Regions from separate parts of the Homo sapiens genome. Here all the other regions are linked to region 1. The links are chromatin loops, found by intact Hi-C in ENCODE. Cell type or tissue: gastrocnemius medialis. All regions are shown on one strand. Each heading gives the region's core, and the rest is flanking DNA. Links, peaks and the distances in the headings are about the cores only.

Region 1 (6,992 bases), core at 209-5,208:
GCCAGAAGTCACTTCTTTTGCTTCGTTTCCTCACTCTGCCCACCCACTATGCAGATAGTATGCACACACACACATGCATGCACACACACACACATTCATCCACACCTCCAGTTATCACCTACATCTTAGAGGGCATGCATTTCTCACCACCAACTAGTGTCACGCCTTGCCTCAGTTGGGGAAAGGCCCCCTAATTGGTCTCCTGGCTTCCCACTCAACCCCATCTTCTACTCAATAGTGAGAGTCACTTTCCAATGAGAACTAGATCATGCCACCACCTGGCACAAATCTCCCCAAGGCCTGCCTTTGAAATGAGAATGAGATCCCAGCTTTCCACAGAGGCAGTGAGCCCCTGGCATGGTCTGCCCTCGGCCTGCCCATCCCACCTCACCCCTCCTGCTCCCCTCCTCTGTGCTTATCCACCCCACGCCTCTTCCCCCTCAGAGCTCAGCACACACTGCTCCCTCAGCCTAGAGCATTCCTCCCCAAGTCACATGGCTTCCTCCCCACACCCCTGGAACCCACCTTAAATGTTTTCTCCTGTCTGGCCTTCCCAGCCTCCTCATCTAAAGTAAACCCGCCTGTTATTTTATTTCTCAGTCTACTGTTTATTTGCATCACAATACTTCATGCAAGTTAAAGTATTTGATTCATTATATTTTGTCTGTCCATGGACCAAGCCATAGACGAGCCACAGTTTACTGACAGGAGCAGCCACTTGGGAGTCCCCAGACTTGGGTTCACACACCGGCCCCCATGAGTTCAGCTGAGCAGGTCATACTGTAGCATACGATGGGAACTGGTGGGGCCTCTCCATCACCTTGTCCAAGCCCCTGCAGACAGAGGTGTGCTATGGCCATCAAATGAGGGGGTTTTGAGTAGTCCAAGGGCTACAGATGCCAGTCTCCTGCTTCTGAACCTCAACACAGAAACCGTGTGTACTGAGCCAGTGTACTTAGTTTGTATTTCTGTTTTTCAATGCCTAGGAACCCTAAGTGACATTTATGGACATTCATTAAATGCAGAAAGACAGAAGCCTTGTCCATGACTCCAAGTTCCCAATCTAGAGGGGAGAGCATCAAAGGATATATTTGAGCACAGCACGTTCATTAGACAACAGAGGCTGAACCAACCCCTGTAGAAGCCAAAAGAGAAAGGGTGGGGGAGGGGTTGGGAGAGTCCTGCAGGGACCTTGAGGAAGGGGAAAGGGCTGACAGGGCAGGTTTGGCTGAATAACTTTCCACACCCTCCTCCCCAACCCAGTTATATCAGAACCACTTTACAGAGCCATCCACTTTACAGAGCCATCCACTTTACAGAGCCAGAGGGCATGACTGGAAAAACATGTCCCCTGGCACCAGGGCACTAGTCTCCACTCAGAAGTCATATGCCAGGGGGAGGGGGGGTTTTCCGGTCACCTAGTCCTCTCCCTTCTTGTCAAATTACACTGGGTTGCTAGGTAGGAGGTGTGGAGTGGGTGCAGGGTTAACCTCTCAGAGCATCCTAAGAAGGATCTGGGGGAGTTTGGGAGGAGACTCAACAAAGTCTGGGAGGAGACTCACCTCATCATGCAGGTGCCAAGCCATTCTTGGCACTCCCACTGGGAGGCTGGGAGGGGGACAGGAGCAAGGGATGGAGCAGGAGAGGAGGACGGAGCTGATGCCAGAGGTCACCTTAACCAGCCATGCAGAGAGAGGCTCTCTCCTCCACACCTGCCCCTCAGAACTCCCAGGACCCCTCCACCCCAGGCTGCCCAGCTCCAAGCCCTCCACAGCACCCTTCCAGGCGTGTCATCAATGTAAGGAAAACCTCTATCATCAGCCTTGCTGTATCCAAGAGAACCACTGTAACCCATGGGAATTTCTGGGGGCACCAAGATACAATGGGCAATAATATGACAACCAAGGAGCTTTGGTGACTCACAAATTCCATTCTATCCTCACATAAGGCCACTGCCTGGACACCAGCGTTGGAATGAACGCAGTGAGTTTTCTGATAGAAACGGGGGTAAATAGGAGCTAAATAGTCAAGTAAGGTCAGTATAGTCAGCCAAATTCTGAATTAAATGACATTTATGCCACATGATCAGAGTTTCCCTGGGGACTTCTGATTAATTTTATTGTAATTTGTTTAGCTAGAAAATCCAGCCAGGGGAGGCAGAGGGTCCAGACGGGATTAAGAGGGCAATTCCAAGGCCAAGCTGCCTGGGCGGGAGCCCTGCCTACCCACTCTCTGGCCACATGTCCCTGAGAACACAGCCTAACCTCTCTGAGCCTGATGTTCTCATGTGGACGTGATGGAGCAAACAGCACTGAGCTCACAGGTTGGCGAGAACATCACATAGGATCATTGTGTCAAGAGCTTAAGACAGTACCTGGCACCTAGCAAGATCAAAAAAAAGTTCAATCATTTAAAGAAAAAAGAAAGGAAACTAAGAATCCCTGTCACCAATTAAATGTAAGACAAAAACAAGAGGTATGTGAGCATCCGAGGGTTTTTCCTCCACCTGGCATGATTAGCAGAGGTTCTTTGGGTGAATAATGGGTGAACCCCCCAGTCCCTGAGTTCTGGGAGAGGGTTTGGTCCAGCAGAAGAGCTAGCAACAGGGCAGAGCCGCTAACAAGCCAGACAATTCCTCCTCCTCTGGGTCTCCAGTCACTTTCCGCCCTTGCCTCAGGCCTGTCCCCACCCCAAGCCAGGGGGCGTGAGACGCTGGAAGAAAAGACTTCCCCGCCAGGGCCATGTGTCAATCATACCATTCAGGACACAAACAAAGTTGATTTATCTCCCCTGGACAGCGCTTTGGACCAGAAAGCTTTGGGCTCAGCCTTGGGCGCCGGAGCAGTACGCGCAGGGGAACTGCTAAGCCGGAGCAAGATTCACTCGCGGGGACCCCTGCCTCCCCACGCTCTCTCCTTTCTCGCCTTCCCACCATAGTCCTGGACCTCAGATAACGGTGGATGCCTAAGCCCCAGCCGCTGTCCGGTTAGGGACGTTTACCCCTGTCGCTCCGGCAGATTGCAGGTCACCAAGGCACAGAGGAAGGATTAAACAACTGAGCGCCCGGGGCACCGGCCATCCGCCCGCGTCCTCCCACGGGGAGCGCAAGGCCCCCGCTCCCGCCCCCCGGCCACCTCGGACGCCCAGCGCTTACCTGCCCCGAGGGGCGGGCACTGACAGTCCTGGCCTGCCCGCCGCGGCTGTTTACACCGCAGAGGCTGTTTACACCGCAGAGGCTGTTTACACCCGCTGAGCAGCACGGCCGAGCCGGAAGAAGCCTCCCGTGCCTGTGCGCTAACAGGCTATATTTGTAGGCGGATAATATGATCTGGAGGACATGTGCTAAATCAACTATCTATCTATTCTATGTGACTCAGCCCAGCCTGAGACAAAACAGACTTCGTAGGGGAGGGCTTGGCACCCTGCGCGCTGCAGCCGGCCAGCGCGAGCCCCGGCCCAGGGACTATCTGCAGCCTCCTACCCAGGGCCAGACATTTTCACACTGGAGATCCCGGAGGGTGTGGAATGGAAGGGAGCTGGTTCCGAGTGCTCAGCACGCTAAGCTGGGAACCCAGCCAGACGCAGGCTTTGAAAGCCATATGACCAAGGGAATGTAAAAGTGTTTTCGATGTTGGAAGCAGCAGACATCGAAGGTCTCAATTTCACCGTTACATTTTATCTTTTTAATATCCTAAAATGTATGTGAGTTTAGGTTCTCTTTAGATACTTTACTAATTGGCCAAATATGTTTTGCTGATAGCCGACATCGTGAAAATATGACAAGTTAATAATCAGTAATCAACTCCCTGGCTGCTCCCAGGAGTCCATGTGAACACGTCCTGATCCTTAATGGCAATGGCTCCTCATATCCCTTAGCCTAAACTGAAAAATACCTTTTGTGTGATATATGTGTCATACTTCTAAAATTCATTTCCTTAAAAATCATTATTTTCTTTTCTTTTCTTTTTTTTTTTTTTTTTTTGAGAGGAGTCTCACTGTCGCCCACGCTGGAGTGCAGTGGTGTGATCTCGGCTCACTGCAACCTGCGCCTCCCGGGTTCAAGCGATCCTCCTGCCTCAGCCTCCCCAGTAGCTGGGATTACAGGCGCCTGCCACCACGCGCGGCTAATTTTTGTATTTTTGTAGAGATGGGGTTTCACCATGTTGGCCAGGCTGGTCTAGAATTCCTGACCTCAGGTGACCCGCCCACCTCGGCCTCCCAAAGTGCTGGAATTACAGGCATGAGCCACCGTGCCTGGCCTTTTGAAAATAATGCTTTTTGGTGGGGCACGGTGGCTCACGCCTGTAATCCCAGCACTTTGGGAGGCCGAGGCAGGTGGATCACCTGAGGTCGGGAGTTTGAGACCAGCCTGGCCAACAGGGAGAAACCCCGTCTCTACTAAAAATATAAAATTAGCTGGGCGTAGTGGCAGGCGCCTGCAATCCCAGCTACTGGGGAGGCTGAGGCAGGAGAATTGCTTGAACCCGGGAGGCCGAGGTTGCAGTGAGCCGAGATCGCACCATTGCACTCCAGCCTGAGCAACAAGAGCGAAATTCTGTCTCAAAAAAAAAAGGACTTTTATCTGAGAAATGCAAGTTTTTTTCATTATCAGGCCCAAGGAGACATTAAAATGAAACTGCACTCATGCCCTACTCCCCTCTTTGAGCTATATGTCTTCATCTCTTGAAATTACTTGCTATTGTCACAAGTAGCTGTAAATTAGCCTAATAGCAACACGCCAGACACTATAACCACACCCTATAGCTAAAGGATATATAGCCAATCACTTATCAATGTTATTTCTGTAAACCAATGAAAATTCATAACAAATAACTTTATATCAATCCCTCTCTGTCTCCTTCTTTTACTTTTAAAAATCCACTCATTGAGCAACTGTATGCCAATAAATTGGAAAGTCTAGAAGAAATGAACAAACTTCTAGGTACATACAACCTACAAAGATTGAATCAGGAAGAAATTCAAAACCTGAACAGACCAATAACAAGTAACAAGATCAAGGCTGTAATAAAAAGTCTCCCAGTAAAAAAATGCCCAGAACCTGATGGCTTCACTGCTGAATTCTACCAAACATTTAAAGAAGAGCTAATACCAATCCTACCCAAACTATTCCAGAAAATAGAGGAGGAAGGGATACTTGCAAACTCATTTTATAGGCCAGTATTACCCTGATACCAAAACCAGAGAAAGACACATCAAAAAAAAAGAAAACTACAGGTCAAAATTCATCTCTGATGAATATTGATGCAAAAATCTTCAACAAAAATACTGGCAAGCCGAATTCAGCACTACATTAGAAAGATCATTCACCATGACCAAGTGGAATTTATGCCTGGGATACAAGGATAGTTCAACATACACAAATCAATTGACACAATACATCAGATTAACAGAATAAAGGATAAAAATCATATGATCATTTTAACTGATGCTGAAAAAGCACTGGATAAAATTCAACATTCCTTTATGATAAAAACCCTCAAAAAAACTGAGTTTTGAAGGAACATACCTCAACATAATAAAAGCCATATATGACAGATCCACAGCTAGTATCCTTACTGAATGGGGAAAAACTGAAAGCCCTTCTTCTAATATCTGGAACACAGCAAGGATGCCCACTGTCACCACTGTTATTCAACATAGAACTGGAAGTCCTAGCTAGAGCAATCAGACAAGAGAAAGATATAAAGGGCATCCAAATTGGAAAGGAAGAAGTTAAATTATCTGTTTGCTAATGATATGGTCTTATATTTGGAAAAACCTAAAGATTCCACAAGAAAACTATTAGAACTGATAAACTAAACAAATTCAGTAAAGTTGCAAGAAACAAAATCAACATACAAAAACCAGTAGCAGGCTGGGCACAGTGGCTCACACCTGTAATCCCAGCACTTTGGGAGGCCATGGCAGGTGGATTGCTGGACCCTAGGAGTTTGAGACCAGCTTGAGCAACATGGCAAAACCCCATCTCTACAAAAAAAAAAAAAATACAAAAATTAACCAGGCATGGTGGTATATACCTGTAGTCCCAGCTACTTGGGAGGCTGAGGTAGGAGGATAATCTGAGCCCAGGAGTCAGAAGTTGCAGTGAACCGAGATTGTGCCATTGCACTCCAGCCTGGGAAACAGAGACCCTGTCTTAAAAAAAAAAAAAAAAAAAAAAAAAAGTCAGTAGCATTTCTATAGGCCAACAGTGAACAATATGAAAATGAAATTTAAAAAGTAATCCCATGTACAATAACCACACATAAAATTAAATACCTAGGAATTAACTTAACCAAAGAAGTGAAAGATCTCTATAATAAAAACTATAAAACGCTGATGAAGGAAATTGAAGAAAATACCAAAAAATGGAAAAACATTCCATGTTCATGTGTTGGAAGAATCAATGTTGCTAAAATGTCCACACTACCCTAAGCAATCTACAGATTCAACGCAGTCCCTATCAAAATACTGGACATTTTTCACAGAAATAGAAAAAACAATTCTAAAATTTATATGAAACCACAGAAGACCCAGAATAGCCAAAGCTACCCTAAGCAAAATAACAAAACTGGAGAAATCACATTACCTGACTTCAAATTATACCACAGAGCTATAGTAACCAAAACAGCATGGTACTGGCATAAAAACAGACACATAGACCATGGAACAGAATAGAGAACCCAGAAACAAATCCACACACCTACAGTGAACTCATTTTTGACAAAGGAACCAAGAACATATGCTAGGGAAAAGAACAGTCTCTTCAATAAAAGGTGCTGGGAAAACAGGATATCCATATGCAAAAGAATGAAACTAGACCCCTATCTCTCACCACATACAAAAATCAAATCAAAATGGATTAAAGACTTAAATCTAAGACTTCAAACTATGAAACTACTACAAGAAAACATTGGGCAAAATCCCCAAGACCTTGGTCTGGTCAATGCCATAACCACAGGCCACAACCACACAAATACCCCACAAACACA
Region 2 (6,992 bases), core at 1,204-6,203, 300 kb after region 1:
CCCAGCCCCACCCCTGCAGTGCACAATAGGGACAGGGCCATAAAAGGATATGGCTAGGCTTAGGGGCTATTTTGGGGCCTGGGGAGGGCATTGTTCAGGCTCAGGAATGGGTAGTGGAGGAGGGATCTCCATTCCTCCCAATCACCTGTTGGGAAGGGGGAGGGAGAGAGGGGGACAAAGGCCACTGCTTAACACACACATACACACATACACACACACTCATCTGCACACCCGCACATACCCACACAGGGCCCTGCTGCCTCTCTGCAGGTCCGTAAGTTGAAGAGGTGAAGAAGGGTGGACCAAGTACATGCTACGTGTTGTGTTGGGGCCAGAAGGACTGGGATGATCTAAGGGCACCTCTGAACTTAAGCTCTCCAAAGTCCCCTGTGTCTGTGTCTGTGTCTATGACCGTGTCCATGTGGGGGAAGGCGGAAGTCAGCATGTGTCTGTGTGTGTTGTCTGTGTCTGTGTCGGGGTGTCTATGTGTCTGTGGGTCTCTCTGTGTCTGTGTTTGTGTGGAGGGGGGTCTGTGTACACCTGTGTGTATTGTCTGGGTGCCTCCGTGGTGGGGGGCTCTGTGCGTGCCTATGTGTGCTCCGTATCTGTGTCTATGTAAGGGATGGCCCGGGTGTCTGCATTTGTCTCTGTGGGTCTGGGTCTTTATGTGTGCGTGGTGTGTCTATGTGTCTATGTGAGTGTGTCTGCGGGTGTTGCTTCTGTGTGTTTATGTCTGGGTGTTTACATGTGTCTGTATGTGAGTGTCTGGTCATGGCAGGCAGCTGTAGCCCTGGCTATGGGTCCAAGGGTCTCCAGGAACCCCCACAAAGGGCAAGAGAAAGGATGCTGCTCCCTCTAGGGCAGTCGCCCCAGGCCAGTTCAGCAGCCTCCCTCTTCAGCCCCTGCTGGCCCAGGGACCAGTTTCTCAGCTTTCACCCCTAGATTCCTACTTCCCCTCTCTACAGGCCCCAGGGATGCACATTTCCCTACACACCCCAGGCCTGGCTCCCCACTGCACCCTCTGCCCAGAGTGCCCTCGCCCCCTCTGCCTGACATATTCAAGGCTTGGCTCTACTGGCCCTCTTCCAGAAAGCTCTCTCCAATGCTATTCCACTGCCACATGTTGCCCTCTGCCGACCCTTTTGGCAGGGGCTCTGAGAGGGTCTGCCTCTCTGAGGAACCCCAAGCTGCCAAGCAGGGTCTGCCCCAGTGCAGTGATGCTCATTCCCTGTTCCTACCACTCAGTGCCCACCCCCAGTGCCCATCCTGCAGTGCCCGGCCCCCAGGGTCCATCCCAAGCCCAGCCTTCAGCAGATGACAGTGACAGAGTACAGCCTGACGGGACTGCCACTTGGGGAGGTGGGAGGGCTGAGGTGGCACAAGGCTCTTCCCGCATGGGGACGCCAACAGTGGGGACATCTTGTAAACACATTGGGCTCTGTTCCTTGCCCAGCATCTGTGCCTGGGGGGTGGGAAGGAGGTGCTCCTGGTTACTTTTAAGTGCCTGGAGCCTTTGATAGAAACTTCAAAGCCAGGGATTTCCCTGGTGTGGCAAGGGGCTAAGCCTGAGGCTGAGAGGTGCTGTGGGGCCCAGGGCCTCTACCTGGCACGCCCTGCTGTCTTCCTACTGGGCCCAGTCCCTCTCATCCTGTCACTCCGCCTCACAGGGAGGGACAGCAGTCCAGGGCTGGGGCCAGCCCGCTCCTGACTGGAACACGTTCTGCCTCTCATCTGGAGGGCAGAACACCCACATCTGGAAATCTGACAACATCCGGGACTGGCGGGGGGGCAAGTTTTTCACTTTTCTTCCAAATGTTTGGCAACAGTATTGAGAAAGAAAGGGGTGGGGGGATGGTCAGTGGAGACGAGCCAGAAATACCACAAGAGGAGAAGACAGCCAGAGGGCCACACAGAGGGGCCCCGGGGAGGCCCCACCACCCAGGCCTGCCGACCCTCAGGACAACGGGCTCTGGAAGTCACACGGGAGCCCCAGCCACCCACAGACACCGCCAACAAGACCAATTTCCTTGTGTTCATCATGAGGGAAGCAGAGGGCCAGAGCAGAGGACATATACAGGGCCCTCTCTCCCATCTCATTTCTTTCATCCTCACACAATTACCACCCCTTGGAAACCACCCAACGTTGGCCCAAATGGGGGTAAGCCAGTGACAAGAGCATCCTGGGCCTCAGTGTCCAGGTCTGTGATCTGGGATGGGCAGGCTCATGCAGCCAGCCAGAGCCACATAGTGCCACCTTCCTCCACCTGTGTGTGGCAGAGTCAAGGCAGTGGCTTGGGCCCCTCCTGTCACACACAGGGCAAACGTGGTCCTGCAGCAGGGACAGGGTGCACAGAGCCATCCTCACTCCCTCATCAGGACCCAGATGAAGGCTAGGGCCAGGATGGTGACTGCCTGAGCTCTGATTCTGGGCATGTCCCTGCTGGCTTGGGAACAACAGTGCCCCAGGACTCACCCACAGGCCCACCCTCAAACCTATAACAACTGCCTAGCCCCCAGTAGGCACTCTTCAGGACCAGCCAGAGCCCTCCCAGGCACACCGAGACCAGGAGCAAGGCATGGGGTGAACAGGAGGCAGGAAGGTGGGCAGGGAGTTGGGGGTGGAGGGAGGGAGGGTGGGCAGCAGTTGGCGGTAAGAACAGGCCACACCATGCCTGGCACTTCCCTCTCTCTCCCACATCCCAACCTGAGCTTTGTGCCCTTCAGGAGTCAGCCTAGCAGGCAGGATCTGGGCAGGGCCTCGGGGGCCTGGAGAGCCAGGGCTGGGGGTCTGGGTCCTACTGCTTCAGCTCCCAAAGCTCTGATGTCTGAGCTGCAGCCCAGTGTGCTGCAGGCTGGCACACGCCATGTCCCAGAGCCCTCTCAGGCAGCCACTTACCTCTCCCTTCCCCCAGCCAAGGAGAATGCGGGGAAGATATGGGCCCTGACTTCTGAGGAGCCTGTGGACTAAGGCAGGAAAGCCCGGCCACGCCGGCCTTCTTCTGGGCTCTTGTTACCTGGCGTCTTCCGTGTGTCCGCCTTCCTATGAATGTCAGCCATCACAGGAGGGAGGAATGTTCTGCTCTTCCACAGCTACATTTTCCCAGGACCTGGTACACCACAGGCATTCAATAAATGCTGGATGAACAAATGTTCCAAATATCTCAGTTTACCCACCTCTCACAGAGGTACTGGAACCCCTTGCTAAACCCTGTCCTGGAGTGGGCCCGGAGAGATGGGGAGATTTGCCAACTGACTGACAGGAGCTCTGGCGGTGCAGAGGGCACTCTGGGACAGTAGTGCGGCCAGCAGCTGCCTCCAAGCCCACCCACCACTTCCCCATGCCCACCCCAATTCAGGCGTGCTCTTCACAGACTAAAGAGGTGAGGGTGACCCCTGTGGTACAGGCAGTGACTGGACCACGATCAGCCAGCAGGGGGCGCAGAAGGGATGGGAACCGACCTTTGGTTCCTGAACTCAAACCCCAGAACCCAGAATCCCAACCCAGACCCCAGATCAGGAAACCGGAACCCCAAGCTCAGACCCCAGACTCAGGTCTCACAATTTGAGTGCCAAACTCAGAACCCAGAACCCAGATTCCAGGACTAGACCCCACTGTGGAGACCTAGACCCAGATCCTGGCACCCAAACCCTGACCAAAGACTCCAAGACCCAGGATGGTAAACCCGGACCTTCAACCCAGACTCCGGACCCCAGACCCCAGACACAGGAACCAGGATTCTAAACCCAGACCCCAGATCCAGGACTCAAGCCCCAGGACTCTAAACCCAGACTTCCAGGACTGCAAACCCAAACCCCAGACCCAGGACCCAGGACAAGGGCTGACGGATTTCCAGATCAGCGTGGCCCTGTGTGGACAAGGCCAGTGGGAAGGGGCACCGGGGGGTCACACTCTTGGCAACAGCGGGGGTAGCTGCTTGGCAGACCTCCCTGGTAGCGTTCAGAAGGGCATGAAGAATGTCCATCATCCTGTCAGAGCCAATTTGGGGAGCTCAGACTATGGTTGCCACGTGGAGGGTGGGCAGAAGGAGGTAAGGGCCAGCTGTCCCCTGGGCCTAAGAGCCAGAGGCAGGGAAACAGGGTCGGGCTCCCCACGTGCCCTTGTCCCCTGGGCCGCAGTCTCCGCAGGCAGCCATGGCCCGCCCTGGCCTGCCGGTCCCGCCCCTCCTGGCCCACAGCCTCTGGGCTGGGACGCAGGCCCACACTTCCCGGAGGAGTCGAGAACACGGCCTGGGCCAGACCCAGAGCCTTAGAAGTAGGTCAAATGTTGCCGCGCAGCAGGTCCTGGGGACCCTGTCCTGGTGTGGGCAGGCCCGTAGGCTGCAGCTCACTTACCAGGGCCCACTTGTGTGTCCACATAGATGTGAACCCACCGCTACACACTGGACACCCATGAACACAGACCCCACGCGGGGCCCCTAGGTCCCTGTCCAGTTGCACAGATGGGGAGACCGTGGCCCCAAGGAGGCAAGAGCTGCCCAGCAATTCTGACTAGAGATGGCACGAGGCAGGTACAAGGACCAGCAGAAGGAGATAAATTTCTACACCATCCCATGGCCCTGGAGCCTCAGATGAAAGTCTGACTCCTAGGAGGACTTCCCAGCAAAGCCGCTCTGCCACTAACAGGATGGGGCCCACCTCCCAGAGGCACAACCCCGGGCCTTGAGAGATGGAAAAGAGTACCCAAGGGGAAGGCAGTAGACTCCCTATGCTCCTGTGACCCGGGCTGGTCCCTGCTCCTCTTGGCCTCAGTTTCCCCACCTGTACCATGGCCATGGGTGGGGCACTGTGATTCCAGGTTCAGAGGACAGTCTCTGCCCCTGAGTCCCAGCCCATCCTCACTACCCCCACACCACACACAGACAACTCTGTCCTCGAGCAGGCCAAACACAACCCTCAGGCCCCTCCCTCTGCCCACTGTGCTGACGGGGACCAGATGCTCCAACCTTGTGGTTCTAGGGGTGGGGGTGGCAGGGCCCAGCGGGCTGGCAGGCAAACCCTGGTTTTGGCCCAGGGACCTATAATCAGCTCCTGCCCCTCTGATCCCGGCCCAGGACTGACGCTTAGGGCTGTGGTGTCCTGGCCGGCTGTGGCCACGGCCGCTATATTTGGGAGCCCAATTCAGCATGAGGGAGGGGTGGGCAGGCAGAAGCCTCTAGGGACCCAAGCCTCATGGGGGACAGGATGGGGACAGCATTGGCCAGGCTTGGTCCATTCTGGAAGAAGGGCATGGCCCTGACTTCTCAGGGGCCTGGACTGGGGGACCTCAGCCCCACTCTCAGCAGCTAGTCTCAGGAGGGAGATTGAAAATGTGTCTGGAGATACTGCACCCCTGTTTAGTCCAAAGAGTGAGCATCAGTTGGGTCTGTGCATTCTGGGTGCATGAGATGGAGTCTCGGGCTGCCAAGGGTTTGTGGGAGCTCTGGATGGGTGAGGTTCGGGATACCGGGGTCTGGGATGGGAGGAGGGGGTGCCAATGTGCTAATCAAAGGAACTGAGAAAACAAAGGCCTGGGGCTTGGGTCAGGAGGAATGGAGCAAGATGCAGCCCTGAGCCCCAGCTCCCCAGCTCTGCCTGCTGGTCCAGCTTCCGGACAGGGGCCCGGCCCCTCCCCCCACAGCATGGCCTGTGGCCTCCCTGAACTGCCCTGGACATTCCCTGCCACTGGGCCAAACCCTGTACTCTCCCACCAGCAGCTTCCCAAAGAGCAAATATTTATTGTCCTTGGAAGAAAAAAAAAGACTCCCCTTTTAGGATCGGGGTCTGGGAGCTGCTATTGAGGTTTGCAGGGGCTCAGCAGCGGCCTGAAATGACCAGAAGCCCCACCTAGACGGGCTGAGGAAGAAAGGAGGGTGTTCCATGAGCCGGCCTTGGAGGAGACTGCAAAGGCTGCCCTGGGTGCTGGGCTGGGGCTCTGCCCAGCGCTGCACCCTGGGCCACATTCCTCCCTCCCCTTGCCTCCATTTCCCCAAGGTTTCCCCAGAATAGGTGTGAGGACATGCAGACACTGCCACACGAGGTGTGAACATGTGTGACTGGACGGGTGTGGATAGTCTATGTGTGTGTAACCATGGACAAGAGGATGAGGCCACACGTGTGATTGTGTGGGAGTGTGTCGTCTTGCGTGCTTCCACGTGTCACCATGGGCACGAGGCTGTGACTCTGCGTGGGCGTGAGCATGTCTGCGTGCTCCTGGCTCTGTGTGCATGTCTGTCTGCAAGCCTGTTCATCTGTTGGCATGGGTGGGGAAGGGGCATGTGGACACAACCTCTGTTGAATGGCCAATTCAGTCAAAAATGCAAGTAAATTTAGCAGGAGAAAAAAAAACCCGTCAGTCAGACGAGGAGTCTGAATTGAGTGGTTGTTTGAGTGGATGGACCGACTGTCTCAGGCAAACAGTTCACACTGGCTGGGAGGAGGAACCGGCTCCCCTGGGCCATCACGGAGAAACTGGAGACAGGGACCCTTGGCTATGGCAGAGGTGAGACACAGAGACTGAGACAGAGATGGGAGGATGGAGAGAGACAGAGAAAGAGAGAGATGGGGCAGTCAGAAACAGGGGGGAGAGAGGGTTGGTAGGAGGGTCAGGGACAAATGTTGCCCCAGGAAAGGATGTACCTTCCTGGAGCCTGCAGACACGTACGCATGCACACCATCATGCCACCCCTCACCCCGGCTCCCAGCCAGCATAACCCAAATTCATTCCCACCTCTCACCCATCCTCAAGCAGCTCCAAGTGGACAAGAAGTGGGCACCAGACCAGGATGCAAGGAGAGAGGGTGGGCATGGGCACCTGGACAGAGGGACAGGATGACAGATGAAGAAGGCAGTGCCGAGGACAGGGACAACAGTGATGGAGGTGAAGACAGGAGGGTGACAAGAAGGCCACAGTGGTGGTGACAGTGAAGAGGGAGTGCTGGCTGGGAGGACCTCCCTGACCCCTTGCAGACCCCACCTAGCCATGGTGGCCCCCT
Region 3 (6,707 bases), core at 475-5,474, 580 kb before region 1:
AAACAAGAAATTAGATCAATCATATTGCAGCCTATCTTTTTGAGCTCACTTTCCATTCACCTTAGATAGGACTGCCTTACTTTCCTTTAAAAAGCCACCTAGTGGCTCTCTCCATCCCCTTATACCAAAGGCTACACGGAATCAGTGCAGCCCAGCTTCAGACAGCTCTGCTAAGCCTAAGGATCCCCATCTCCCCCACACCTGGCCCCACACCCTCTCCACCTTTCTTTCTCTGAAGAATGGTCAGTCTCTAGCCAGGCAGTGCTAGTTGGGGGAGAGGATGAGGACACATACCCTCAGAACTTCTGGACCAAGGAAAGCCGGGCTTGCCTGGCAGGGTCCCCTTCGTCGTGAGGCTTGAAGCCTCCAGCTGCCCAGAGTCCAACTCAGCCTGGGTGTGCAGATGCTGCCTGGCCTTCTCTCCAGAGGCCTGCACAGCCCCTGCACCAGGCAATGGATGTGTCTCTATTTTTAAGTTTGGTTACAGTCCTCTCCCAGCTGGTGAGTCCTGAGTTATCAGCCCTACATGGGCAGCTGTTGAAGTGATTTACCCGTAGGGCTGAAGGCCAACAGAAGTTAAAGAGATGTGAGCACATTGGAAAGAGGTCTGGACATGCATCTGGAGATCCTACGTCCTTTCAGAACCTCTCATTCTTCCCTTAGATATCCAGTGCAAGGTTGTAATGTTTGCTGGCAAAGTAGATAGCAAGACTAGAGTTGGCTGTGGTGGCAGCCGGCACTAAATGAGGGTCTATTGCGTGCAGGGCTCTGTTACGTGCTTTACACACATGATCACTTTTAATTCTCACAATCACCCTGGTGGAGCAGATAACATCGTCCCTGTTTACAAAGGAGAAAATGATGCTCAGAGGAGTCATGTAACTTGTTTTAGGCCACGGGCCAGTAAGGCGAGGAATCACAGAGACTGAACTCTGGTCAGTCTGATTTCAAACCTGGTGGTTTTCCAATAAGTCCTACTGACTTTTTAAGACTCAGCCATTGTCACTACAGCAAATGACCAACCACTTCCACCGGCTCGAGGTACTACCATGAACTCCAGCATCTCCCAAGTAATGTGAACACCCTGAGTGTTCTAACACATGCCACCTCTCACTCTCCCACTGCCACCTTGCCCTCGTGGCTCCAGGAGTCCAGGCAAGCAGATCCTGGCATGGAAACCACCCCAGCCACAAGCTCCTCCAAATATTTACATAAGGATTCCTGCCTCTGCCCGAGGAGAGGGCCTATCACAGGGCAGAGATAACTAGAGCCTATTTTTAACTAACTAGCCAATGTAGCTGTGACTCAGTGCAAACAAGGCCCAAAGAGGGCTTCTCTGGCTTAGGAAGGAAACAGACACATGCCCGTACCACAGTCCCAGGAATTCATGAGTCCCAGAGAGAAGAGCTTCAGGGGAGCCACAGAGAACCCCCCAAACCTCCCAACAAGTGTTGGCACCCATCCATCAGGGACACCAAACTGAGGATGGGAGTGCTTTATGAGAAGCCTGCCTGCCCATCCCTGGGTGTCTCTCCAGGTCACCAGCTGAACACAGGCCTGAGCAGGGACCAGCCGGGGCCCTAGAGAGAGCCAGAGAGGATAAGAACCTCCACTATCAACACACAGCTGCCCCAGCACATTCCGTCAAGTGTCTGCTACATGCAGGCTGGGGATACAGAGGCACACAAGACACAGTCCAGCCCTGGAAGAGCCTGGCTACCCATCAAGGAGACAGATGGAAAAATATCACATATCCAGATACAATGGAAGAGGCTCACGTAGAGATATGGATAAAAAGTCATGGGCACTCAGTACTGAGAAGATATGAACTATGGGCATACAAAACAACATGGAGGAATCTGAAATGCCCTGTGCTGAGTCAAAGAAGCCTCTCAAACCACCACAACTGTGCAATCCCATTTATATGCTATTCTGGCAAAGGCAAATCATTAGGAGAGAAATCACATCAGTAGCTGCCAGGGTCTAGGGGAGAAGGGAGAGTCTGACTACAAAGGAGCACAGGAAAATATGGGGGGCAATTCTGTTTACTGCCTTGATTACGGTGATGGTTACATGACTATATGTATTTGACAAACATACACTTGTCACAACTCATATAACTATAAGTTATATCTCACAAAAAAGGAGCATTGGGATGAATTTATAAAAAAAAATGCAGTGGGATCTGAGGAAGGGAAAATCTAATTCAGCTTGGGGAAGGGAGAAGTGGTAGACACTCTGTGATGGCCAGGCCTAAAAAGTGAACAGGCAGTCACTGGAGAGAGCCAAAAAGAAAAGGATGCTGGGACGGAGGCACACAAGAGTAAAGGCTGTTTCTCTAACTGCATTCCTCTTATTTGGCTGCTGCCAACACAGAGGAGTTTGCAGTCTCTGAGAGAAATAATCCTGGAGAAAGACGACTGGAGTGATACCCTGTGATCTTTAAATGCAGCCCACTGGGTCTGTGTGTACACTTCTGACCATGTCTGTGGAGAGGGTGGAGCTTGGGAAGGAGGTGATAGCAACAACAGATCCTGAGTAACTCATCCGGGCTGCGGCCAGGACAATGAAGGAACCAACCAGCTGGATTTTCTGGAAACCAGCCCTAACTGGAGTCTGGCACAAGGGAAACAATGTCTGCAAACCCAAACAGCATCATAAGCCTGAACACAGATGGCAACACACTCCTTTAAGACTTCTTGGTGCTTTGGTGACACTGCCCTTGTGTGAGCCCAAGGCAGGAGACCTTCTCTGTCTGACCTTGGGAGTGTGCTCTTGGCTGGTGTCAAGTTCCCAGGTCGTGGGGTGAGCTGTTCCCAGCCACTCATTACACAAGCTGATTTTTCAAAGAGCCTGTGTCGCCACCAGCATAATGAGCCCTAAGAAACTGCCTGCCAGGCCTGTGGGGTGTGGTGGGCTTCCCCACTCTGGCTCTGGGTCATCACCTCACAGGGATTCAGGAAGTAAATCAGAGCTTCCATAGAGAACATGGTCACCATGGGGATGCTATTTTCAGGAACTCAGCATCTTGCCCTCCTTGCTCCTCCGTCTCGGTCTGAGGTCATTACTAACCAACAAAAGGCACAGAATGGGCAAGATCACTCTCCAAACATGGCCAACTTCCTTGTGTCTCTAGATAAGCTTGCCCTTTCATTGAGGGAATCACAGACTCCTGGCATGAACCAGCCTGATCCTGACATCTACAACCCATTAGCAAATGGCTCTCCTAACTCAGGAGACACTCAAAGCTCTGTACATACTACCACGGCTGCCCCAGCACCAGCGTAAGGACTCCAGGACTCACACACCTCACAGGGCCCCCAGTGTGCCAATCACCTCATAAACCCACAGTCCTTGTTGCACAACATGTAAAAACCTTCGTTGCTGTCTCTGACAGGCTCTTTCAAATATCAGAGAAATGCGTTTTATAAAATCTTTGGAAGCATTGAATTTCCTTGCCAACAACTCAAAATTATGTTTAAGCCTATCCAAAATGTCTGAAAACATCCAGTTTTCTGACAAAGAGGAAAAGGGACTCAATGCATTTTTTAAAATTCTTATTTTTCACTTGGTACTACTGTATGAGTTCCTAGTCATGACCTAGATATCATTTTAGAAGTAAAGGACCTTCTCTGACCTCCAAGTTTTTTCTATACCTGCCCAGATGCCCTAAATGCCTTAAACAATAGCAACGGCAATTTAGTCAAATTAAGATACAAAGATGCTGACTGACTCATGCAAACCTATTTATGCTATGGTCCAAGTGACTAATACTCATAATATTGCCCAGAAACTGGCTCAGACAGCATCTGAGTAGTCACACAAGGAAAGAAGAATCATCAGGGGAGGAGGAGGTTGGAGGCGTGGAAGTCAACCTTTCTCCACCTTCAAAATTTTGCTCCCAACACAATAGCTAAGGGCTGACCCAGAGAGGACACCTTACAGTTGGATTCCTCCCCCAGTCCCAAATAAGGAGGAGCCTACCAGTTGTAAAGTCTCCCCTGACCAAGAAAGAATGTTAAGGACAAGGATGGTTAAAAAGGCAGAAAAGCCTTTCTGGAAGAGTCCATTGCCTAGGCCTGGTTCAGCACACCCAACGGCAACTATCTAGTTACCACCTACAGAAAGGGAGGCACTTGGCTGGTACCTGCAGCTTCGAAGGCCTGGAGGTCCTGCTGGCCCAGGGGCTGGAACAATCAGTGGGCAGGCAGACTGCCCTTCCCAGAGCTTCAAGAGGGTGGCTAGGAGAGTGCTCCGGAGTTTGCCAGAGGCCAGCTCAGAGGCAGGCATTTCAGCACACGTGAACAAAGACTCATTAGGTGACCCAACCCCTTGGACCTATGATTAAAGTGTTAACCCACTGCATGCCTGGGTCATCTTTCCCAAACACTCCTTTTTGCTTGTCATCTTCTCTCTTTCATAAAGGGAATGAGAACTTGAGGCTTTGCCATGGCTTCTTCAACCTTCTCTTGGTCCCCTTCCCCCCACCAACAATAGCAGTTTCCTTGGTTGCTCTCCCAGAACACATACAAAACAGCCACTATTCGAGTCCATGGACCCCAGAGAGCAGGACTTAGAGGGCTCTGAGGTGTTGCTTTTGGATCTGGGGAAGCCAAGTCTTTTTTTAGTGAGGTGGGCAGTTGCTCAAGGGAGGAGCCACACCTCTGTACTTGACGCTGTGGGGCTGAGAAAATATCCAAGAGGTGACAATGACAGGCATGAGAATCTGGACAATCTCTGGAACAACTGCATCAATAATTAAGAACTCAACTGGTGCATCTACTCCTGCTCCAAAGAATACAGGCCCAACCTAGATGGGGAAAAACTACAGATCTCCAAAATTATATGCTCTGGGACCTCTCCTGACCGAAGTGTCAGGGGGTCAATCCAGCTAGTTATGAACTAAGAACTGAATCTCTGATAGAATATGACATAGCCACAAAACATGGCCTTGAGGAAGCAGCAGGCAACTTCTGTGTGCTAACAAACTGCCAGCCAGGTAAAAGGTATTTTTTGGCAGCACGATTAAGAGGCAAGCCTGAACCAGGAGCCGGGGCTATAGCTGTGAAAAGGGGCAGTGGGTGGAGCTCTGACCTTTAAGGAACTCAGGCTCAGCAGGAGAAATAGATAACATATACCCCAATAAAAACTAGTAAGAAGGAGCACTTGAGGCCTGGTAAGTGCTTTGATAAGAACAAGTGAACATACAAGGTACCACACTGTACTCCGCTCATGATTCTCAGCCCTCACTGCAGAGTCTCACATTATGCTTCTGTGGCTTCTGGGGCCATTTGTCACAATGGTAATTTTTTGTTGAATCTCTATTCTTTCCACTTGACTGTAAACTTCGTTGCTGTTCATGATTTCCCCTAGCACAGTTCTGGCACATGGAGAGCCCTCAATAAATTACTGCTGAATGAATGAATGAATTAGACAAAACAAAACACATAGATCCTTGCCCCACCATACAAACTAAACTTTGAGGCATAGAAATGTACAAAGATGTAAATACTACTAATCTTTCAATGGTGGCAACAAGAGCACTTTTTTTTTGAAATGGAGTCTCGCTCTGTCGCCAGGCTGGAGTGCAGTGGCGCGATCTCAGCTCACTGCAACCTCCCCCTCCCAGGTTCAAGTGATTTCCCCTGCCTCAGCCTCGTGAGTAGCTGGGGCTACAGGCGCACGCCACCACGACTGGCAATTTTTTTTTTAAATGTATTTTAGTAGAGACGGGGTTTCACCATGTTGGCCAGGATGGTCTTGATCTCCTGACCTCGTGATCCACCCGCCTTGGCCTCCCAAAGTGCTGGGATTACAGGCATGAGCCACTGCGCCCGGCCATCATGAGCACATTTTTAAAAAAATTCTATTTCTCTGATTTTTCAATTTTCCTTTATTGAGCATAAATTATTTGTATGTTGAATAAAATAATGCACTTAAAACACCATGTAGAAATTGTGAACATTATGTTGTAATTATTGTAAAAATATTGTGAGCTATTATTCCCAGAGTGAATAGAATAATATAATTCAGGGATGGATGAAGTGTGTCTACTCCACACTGCCTACCTAGCCTCTCTTTATAAACAGACCTCTGGTGTCCTGAGAGCTCAGGTGACTGCTGTCAGACATGGGTACAAATCTCTTAACCCAGCTTGTGAGGCCCTTTACAGATGGGCTGCCTGACCTCGATAGGGATAGGCCCATCTTCTTGTCCCTCCTCCTTCCCTTCTTCCCCTCTGCCTATGTTCAGGCATCCCTGCGATGCCCTTCTGTGGCTGGGCCCTGCCTCCAGGGTTTGAATGCTCTGCTCCCTCTGCCAAGGCCATGCCCTGCCCAGCTCATGCTCCCTACACCTTCCTTTGGCCAGCTGCTCCAGTCTCGCTGGGTTTGGTGTGGACAGGAGGAAGTGTGAACCACAGTTCGGTTCCCGAGGAAGCCTTACCCACAGCCTCCTTCACCCCATCCTGGAAAATGAAAAGCACCGCCACCCTCACAAACAACCCTGCTAACCCAAACCTCCTGTCAGGGGGTGAATTGTGCACACCACCCCACCGCATTTCGATGTTGAAGCCCTAACCCTCATACCTCAGAATGTGACTGCATTTGAAGACAGGGCCTTTAAAGAGGTAATGAAGATTAAATGAGGCCATGAGAGTGGGCCCAAATCCAATTGGAACTGGTGAGTTTATAAGGGGAATTCTGGAC

Evidence for each region. Hi-C counts contacts between places; a loop is a spot of excess contacts. Peaks named below come from ENCODE experiments on the same cell type or tissue, not always from the same donor. Only the 100,000 strongest peaks of a DNase experiment are listed, where the experiment ranks them.
Region 2: a loop joins it to region 1, with 2.1 times the contacts of the local background. A loop is called at or near these places in 2 of 110 quality-filtered maps.
Region 3: it touches region 1 in a loop (3-fold over the local background); 2 of 110 quality-filtered maps call a loop at or near these places.

What each region holds. Positions count from the first base shown.
Region 1 is chr3:46,563,023-46,570,014 of GRCh38, forward strand. It overlaps LRRC2 (leucine rich repeat containing 2), which reads right to left and starts at 3,280. Exons shown (of 9, transcript NM_024512.5): 1 at 3,155-3,280. RefSeq lists enhancers at 1-396, 1,068-1,978, 1,979-2,889, 3,157-3,451. In gastrocnemius medialis, for the core only: a CTCF peak has its summit at 2,668; DNase peaks (open chromatin) are centred at 1,399, 2,299, 2,739, 3,359 and 1 weaker place; H3K4me3 peaks cover 2,413 bases; H3K27ac peaks cover 5,000 bases.
Region 2 is chr3:46,863,494-46,870,485 of GRCh38, forward strand. It overlaps a transcript of MYL3 not described here. Among named protein-coding and RNA genes, the nearest start is that of MYL3, 3.5 kb to the left of the region's middle. In gastrocnemius medialis, for the core only: a CTCF peak has its summit at 3,428 (motif pointing right); DNase peaks (open chromatin) are centred at 1,697, 3,428 and 4,208; H3K27ac peaks cover 4,344 bases.
Region 3 is chr3:45,985,238-45,991,944 of GRCh38, forward strand. The region is part of intron 1 of FYCO1 (FYVE and coiled-coil domain autophagy adaptor 1); the gene reads right to left. Among named protein-coding and RNA genes, the nearest start is that of FYCO1, 7.2 kb to the right of the region's middle. RefSeq lists enhancers at 1,080-1,374, 2,812-3,312. In gastrocnemius medialis, for the core only: no CTCF peak of the experiment used is centred there; DNase peaks (open chromatin) are centred at 1,104, 2,784, 3,304, 4,264 and 2 weaker places; H3K27ac peaks cover 5,000 bases.